Linked DNA regions of Homo sapiens: region 1 is linked to region 2. A link is an interaction called in ENCODE POLR2A ChIA-PET data of the cell type or tissue named here. Cell type or tissue: GM12878. All regions are shown on one strand.

What was found. Peaks named below come from ENCODE experiments on the same cell type or tissue, not always from the same donor. Only the 100,000 strongest peaks of a DNase experiment are listed, where the experiment ranks them.
Region 1: POLR2A ChIA-PET joins it to region 2 with 5 read pairs; 2 of 35 experiments call an interaction of 5 or more read pairs at or near these places.

Annotation. Positions count from the first base shown.
Region 1 is chr1:101,441,016-101,445,015 of GRCh38, reverse strand. No RefSeq gene overlaps it. Among named protein-coding and RNA genes, the nearest start is that of LINC01307, 120 kb to the right of the region's middle. RefSeq lists an enhancer at 497-556. In GM12878, no CTCF peak of the experiment used is centred here; no DNase peak of the experiment used is centred here; H3K27ac peaks cover 1,172 bases.
Region 2 is chr1:101,250,784-101,254,783 of GRCh38, reverse strand. No RefSeq gene overlaps it. Among named protein-coding and RNA genes, the nearest start is that of S1PR1, 16 kb to the right of the region's middle. In GM12878, no CTCF peak of the experiment used is centred here; no DNase peak of the experiment used is centred here.

The DNA.
Region 1 (4,000 bases), 190 kb before region 2:
CAGAACATAGCTGACAAGTAAAACTGATGCTGGTAGCCCTGGGGAGCTACAAATGTGTCTTGACAAGAATAGACACGATTGCAGAGTGGGTTTTGCTTATCCAGTGGAAATGAAAATGCTCAGAGTGCCATAAAAACAAAACAAAAAAACAGAAGATGTTGCCTGGATGTGGATGGTCAACCACTATTTCTTCAGACCAAGGAACACACTGTACAGCCCATAATGTCCAACAATAGGCAGAGAGATATCTTCCTTCGAATAATAGTTTGATAGAGAAGTAGAATGGGCAACTGAAACATTGGTATTCTAAAACAGGGGGAAGATAAAAGCATGAAGGGCAAGCTTACATGCCTTCAGGAATGTGTGCTCACACTCAACATGAGTGGGACTAGACTGTCTCTGCTAGATTTTTTCTCATTTTTTCTGGTTGACTGGAGAAGAAGGGGTGGAGAAGATGCTGGTATGACTATGCAATTCTTGCTGAGAGAGAATCGCACTAGTATAATTACTATAATTTTTTCTTTCTTCCCCAGATCACCTCAAAAAAAAAATTTAGGCTGGGCATGGGTGGTTCACGCCTGTAATCTCAGCACTTTGGAGAGCTGAGGCAGGAGGAGCACTTGAGCACCAGAGTTTAAGACCAGCCTGGGTAATATAGTGAGACCTCATCTCTATAAAATAATAATATTAATAATAATAACTTTTTAAAAATTATTCATTTTTGCTCCTCTACCTGATACACTAGTCCGAAGACTACGGCTATAATTACACATGCTGAAACAGCAGAGATTATTTCTAAACAAAAAAACTGTAACTGTGATTTTAAATCTTATGTCAAAATCCTTAAGGCCATGATGGGAGTGGGTTGTGCCTTCACCCCATGTAGCAAAACTGGGGCTAACAGTGAATGCATCGGTATTGCCTGGTGGTAAAAATAGCTCACTAGTTCTGCTGTTATGTAACCTTACCCTATCAGAATGGGAATAGACTGAGGAGGAACTACTTGCTAGACTTGTATTGCTACCTGCAATCTAGACCAGCACAGTGGCATTTCTAATGTCTTTCCCAAAGGTGAAAAGGTTTGGGTATTAATGGAGAGAAGGGGAAACAGTAGCTGAGAGTAGGAAAATGAATATATAGGTTATTAATCGAAAAAATTCAATGTTACGTTTTGTGAAAGGAAAATAATTCAGGACCTCAAAGTCACTAAGCCAAAGGGAAAAGTCAATCCAGACACTGTATCAGGCAAACCTGCCTTCCATTTTATTCCTAAATAAGACAGCTACAAAGATTAAAAAAAAAAAAAAAAAACATAGCTCCCTCACAATTTGCCCACTAGAAAACTCCTTGTGGGCCTCAAGATCTTTACCCTAAAACAGTTCTGTTGAATTTCACCCTAACGATGTAACTTGATAGCTTATCCTTACAGGTACAGGACAAAGAACACAATTCAAAGTCATCCCTCTGCTCACCTGAGCCAAGTGCATATCTGATTGCTTCCTCTGCCCTATGCTTATTGTATCTTATGTAAAAATTCAGATTCACTGAGCTAGATGAATGCATAAGCAACTATTCTTCTACTCTTCTTTCACATGTGAACAGCTACTCAAAGACTCAAAAGAATGCAACCATTTGCCTCTTATCTACTCACATCTCTTTTTTTTTTAATTTTTTCACTTTAAGTTCCAGGATACCTGTGCAGAATGTGCAGGTTTGTTACATAGGTATACATGTGCCATGGTGGTCTGCTGTACCTATCAACCCATTATCTAGGTTTTAAGCCCCGCATGCATTGGGTATTTGTTCTAATGCTCTCCATCCCCCTGCCCCCTACCCTCTGTGTTGTTGCCCTCCCTGTGTCCATGTGTTCTCATTGTTCAACTCCCACTTGTGTCTACTCACATCTTTCAAAAATTTCTTTCTCTTTCCCCAATAGCCACACTTTCCCCTTTAAATATTGAAGCCCTCAAAATCATCTTTGGAGAAAGGCACAGACTTGTCTACTGGGCATGTGTCCTTAAGCTTGGCAAAATAAACTTCTAAATTGATCGAGACCTGTCTCAGGTACTTTTTGGCTTACAGTTAACAACTCAAAGGAGTCTCAGAGTAAGAGATGATATTGTCTCTTAGGTCAGTCATCCCAGATGCCTGAAAGGGTGAGGTTGAATATTTACTGAGGCCACTCCTGCTTTTGGGACCTGACAAGACTGACAGGAAACCTGCAAACCTGGTTGATCTCATCCTGGGAGATACTCACACAATCTGATTAACTGGACTAATTATTAATGATTGTGTATATATATATTTTTGATGTAAAGGATCCATGGTTGAAAACCAGGGTCTGGCCTGTGGTGTTATGATATATATTGGTTTTCATCCATGGTTCCTTGTTCATAACTCCCAGAGCCCTTGTCACAGTCTTCTGTCACAATGTTGGGGGTGTTAGGCCTCAGGCGCAGGCCTCAGGAAATAGAATCTTTCTTCTGCTCTCCTTTCACCTGCTCCAAGGCAGGACTCTAATGTTCCCCCATCTTTCTGATTGTGGGTCTTAAGACCCTCCCAGGAGAGAATCCCACCCTGTACCCTAGGGGGAGGAATGCTGACATCATGGAGCTTCCATAAAAACCCAAGAGGGCAGAGTCAGCGAGCTACCAAGCTGAACTCTGAACGTGTGGAGGTCCCTGAAGGGCGGCACATCCAGGGAGGACGTGAAAACTCCCTGCCCCTTCCCCCATACCTCACGCTACATGTCACTCCTTCTTCTGTATCCTTCGCAATATCCTTTATAATAAACCAGTACATGTAAAAAAGAAAAAAAAAGAAAGAGGCCGGGCGTGGTGGCTCATGCCTGTAATCCCAGCATTTTGGGAGACCAAGGCGGGTAGATCACGCGGTCAGGAGCTCGAGACCAGCCTGGCTAACATAGTGAAACCCCGTCTCTACTAAAAATACAAAAATTAGCCAGGCGTGACGGTGGGTGCCTGTAATCCCACCTACCCAGGAGGCTGAGGCAGGAGAATCACTTGAACCTGGGAGGCGGAGGTTGCAGTGAGCTGGGATTGTGCCATTGCACTCCAGCCCAGGGGACAGTGCGAGACTCCGACTCAAAAAAAAAAAGAAAGAAAGAAGAAAAGAAGAAAGGAAGAGAGAGAGAAAGAGAAAGAAAGAAAGAAAGGAAGAAAGAAAGAAAGAGAAAGGAAGGAAGGAAGGAAGGAAGGAAAGAAAGAAAAAGAAAAAGAAAGAAAAAGAAAGAAAAGAAAGAAAGAAAGAAAGAAAGAAAGAAAGAAAGAAAGAAAGAAAGAAAGAAAAGAAAGAAAGAAAGAAAGAAAAAGAAAAAGAAAGGGCTATGTTTGTATAAACATGTTTTTAAAATTATCACATTATTTGCTAATATAAACTTAGTATACATAATATATTTATGAAAATAAACTACAAGGAAATCAACTTTTGTGTTGTTAGGATGAATCTCTAGCTATTGAATCCCTGAAACCTTAAGAAGCAAATTTTTGGAGGCCAGTCAAGTCCTCTATGTGAATCCCCAGGACTGGCTTAAGGAGCTTTCACCCTGAGAAGTCATTTAACTGAGAGCATGGAGAGGGTAGTGGAAACGACTCAGGCATTGTCACCAAACCAACCTGGGCTTTCATCCCGCACACCCTGTACTATCTGTGAGAAGCCAAGAAATTGACACAATTTTTCAGAGCTTGTTTCCTCAGACGTTACCAATAAAATGGGAGAAAAAAAAAACTCCTTGGGATTATTAGAAAATCAATGACATATAATGTGCAGTAGAACACAGCAAAGCACTGGACCAGAGTGAATAATAAATAATAAATAGAGTTGTCTGTCCTTGCCTTTCTTTTAACCAGCCTTCCAACCTCACAGATATGACTATACCAGCTCATATTGGATCACATGCTCCACATAAAATACTCTGTGTCTGTATATGCAGGACTATGAAAAAGGTATGCTTTGTGCATATGTTTGATGCCCTTAATTG
Region 2 (4,000 bases):
TTAGCTGAAATAAGCATTTTTAATGTCAAAAGAGCCCTTGAGCTTGGTGTAATCAAAATAAACAACAACATGGGCCAAATTGCGCAAAATAAGTTCTTTCTTGGGTTTCCAGTGACGTTACCGACCACACAAAACTCCACCGTCTACTGAAATTATAGCCTGTGATTTTATCCTCTGGTGGGTTGTATTTGGTCAAACACCACCATTTTCATTAACATTTGCTACGCCCTTCTGCTTGGATCTGCCACTCCCCCTAAATTCAACAGACATTCACACTGCTGCAGAAGCAAAATCATTGTAATTTCAAAGACTTGCATTCCATTTATCTCAGTTTATAAAAGTTAGCAAGGGCCAGTAGCCTAAGGGTCTAAAGACAATCTGGCTGGATCTAGGAGAAATAAATCTGGAGACGTAAGAATACAATAAAACCAGCAACACAAACCTTTCACTTTTCAACATTGCCTTACTAGCACAACTATGATTTCAAACTAGACAAGGACAAGAGAAACGAGTAGGAGTCAAGAGCGAGTCACTTATCTCTGAAATGAGACAGTTGGGCAGGTTAATCTCTAAGGTTCCTTCCAACTCAGTGAGTCTATGATCATAAATCTGGGGAAGCCTGAGGAAGTTTTCCAGGCTTTACTGTGTAATGGAAAAGCAAAGCCAACTTCACTGGTGACTCGTTATGTGGGGAATTCGTTAACCTCCCATTTGCCTCAGATGCGCTGCATCCTCTGGGCACTGATAGTAATACACACTTCACAGTATTGTTGTGTATAGCTAATTGAAAAGGACGAAAGTCAGACTTGCCAATACATTTATAAGCTTTTATATATACATATAATCTTTTATATATATAAGCTTTTTTAAAATATATTTATATATATATTTATATATATAGTTATATATATTTATATATATATTTATATATAGTTATATATATTTATATATATAGTTATATATATTTATATATATATTTATATATATAGTTATATATATTTATATATATAGTTATATATATAGTTATATATATTTATATATATATTTATATATAGTTATATATATTTATATATAGTTATATATATTTATATTTATCTATATTTATAGATATTATATATATTTATATTTATCTATATTTATAGATATTATATATATTTATATTTATATATATTTATAGATATTATATATATTTATATATATTTATAGATATTTATATATTTATATAATTATTATTTTATTATATATTATATTAATAAATTTATATAAATAATACAATAAATATATTATATATATTTATTATTTATTATATATTTATTTATATAATAAATAAATATTATATAAATATATATAAATATATGTTTATATATAAATATAAATAAATATATTTATATATGTATCTATAAGCATAAATAAATATATTTATATATATTTATACATAAGCTTTTATATATAAGCTTCTTATATATATAAGCTTTCTATATATATATAAGCTTTCTATATATATATAAGCTTATATATATATATATAAGCTTATATATATATATAAGCTTATATATATATATATATATATATATATATATATATATACACATATATATATACATTAAATAGATACCCCGCTGGGTGGGGGGGGTCTCACTATGTCATCTAAGCTTTTTTTTTTTTTTTTTCAAGACAGGATCTTGCTCTGTTGCTCAGGCTAGAGTGCAGTGGCTCAATCATAGCTCACTGAAGCCTCAAACTTCTGGGCTCAAATGAATCTTCCCGCTTTGACCTCCTGAGTAGCTGGAACTACCACGCCTGGCTAATTTTTTTTTTTTTTTTTTTTTTTTTTGGTAGAGACAAGGTCTCTACCAAACTCTCAAACTCCTGGCCTCAAGTGATCCTCTAGAGTAACCAGGATTACAAGCACATGCCACTGCACCCACCTGAAGCTTTTAATTTTTGAAGAAATTTTAGAATGGGAAGATGAAGATGGAACCAGCATTTGGAAAGGGTCTGGTATGTAGCATATGATGTGCCTGTCTGAATTTCCCATTATGCTACTACAGTGTACAAGATGTCACCTTTTAGAAAGGTTGAAATGTTGGGAGGCCAAGGCGGGTGGATCACGAGGTCAGGAGATGGAGACTATTCTGGCTAACACGGTGAAACCCCGTCTCTACTAAAAATACGAAAAAATTAGCCAGGCATGGTGGCGGGCACCTGTAGTCCCAGCTACTCGGGAGGCTGAGGCAGGAGAACGGCGTGAACCCGGGAGGCGGAGCTTGCAGTGAGCCGAGATAGCGCCACTGCACTCCAGCCTGGGCGACAGAGCCAGACTCCGTCTCAAAAACAAAAAAAGGAAGGTTGAGATGCCACTGTTTCTGTGCCCATCACCATACATTCCATTCACCATACAATGGAAATCAGGAGCTGAAGATGTTTCAGCCAGATATGAAGTAGCCGCAGATGATCAGATATGCCAACTAAGACATCTCCCCATAGTCCTAAAACCTGAGCTAGCCTGTTCCCCATCTCCACCCATGCTTGTCACACTCCAGGCCACCAGACAGAAACTGCTCCAGTGGGGAATTGACTTAGTACCCATAGTGGACCTTCAGGTGAATAAGCTCAGCTCTGAGAGCTCAGTTGTTTCAATTTATATTAGATGCCAAAGAGGAGCCCTGGGGTCAGGTGTGGATACCATTGTGTCATATTTTGCCTGTATAGGAATTGTTTTTAATCAAATTAGCATCATTTAAAAATTGGGAGATTATACATCAAAGCCCATATGTTCCGCACGCTTTGGAACACTGACAACACTGGGCCAACATCTCAGCTAGCAACAAAGAGCTGGAGTGGGATAAAGACTTCTCCACTGAGATGGACATTCACTCTCAAGCTCATCAGTTTCTCCCCAGGCCACTTGACTCCAGTAAGTCCTCTGCCTGGTTCCTGCAGGTATTTGAGAGCAATCACTGATTCAGAATATCTGAATATCTAAGCAGACAAGAAAAACTACATCTGAGTATACCAGGAAAGCTTCTCAAGTCTCCTCAACTGCCTAGATGATGCAATGGCCTCAGGATTTAAGTGGCTACCCTCACCTAGTCTTGAAGCTGAGATCTATCCTAGGGACTCCTGAAAACCAAATGATAGAGGTACACTGGCTAGCTCAGTGCTGTGGCAAACAGGCTGAAGATCATTACAACACTCTAACAAAGAGATCAGGGCCAGGCCAGAAGTTCTGTTTTAATATTACAATTGCTTGTCAACTGCTTTGCCATGCATGGTATATAAAATGCCATTTTATGAGATATGTTAATTAACAAACAATTATATGGAGACATTTCAATCATATAAAGAGCTATTTCAGTCTACTTAAAGCTGAATTCAAATAGTGCTTCACTTAAAGTCAATGCTTTCTAGATCCTATGATTCTCTTCAATAAAAATATACCGTTTCATGGAAAGCACTGTAAATCAAAGATCCTGATCTTAGCAAAGCTAACAGATCCTTATTTTCCCAAAGCCCATAACTTGGCTCATTTTAGGGAAATTACTTTCGTTTCTATTACAGTTTCTTGTATATGGTGGTTGTCAGCCTGAATGCCAGTCCCTGAGTCAGGTCCTACTTGTGGGAAAGAGCTCCAGATACTTAGACTTTTACGTTAGTTCATCCCATTAAGGGGCTTATGCTTTGTTATCCTTTTCTGAACCTTGGCAGGGTCTCTTCATTATCTTACAAGTTAAGTGAAAAGCAAAACTCTGCACTGAGCTGTTAATGATTCCTAGTGAGAGCCATGAAATGTGAATGGTGTCTGTCCTAAGGGATTGTTCAAGTAGGCAGCCACAAATCCCAGGGACACCCTGCCAGTTCAAAACTACGGGAAACAAAGTTGCACCCTCAATTTGTGCTCCTTCTTAAACTTAACCAAAAAAGGAATTCGGGAAGAGGAAATGATGCTGCCAACTTCAATAGCTTTAGCCAGGATGTCACAGCCTCTGATATAGAGTGA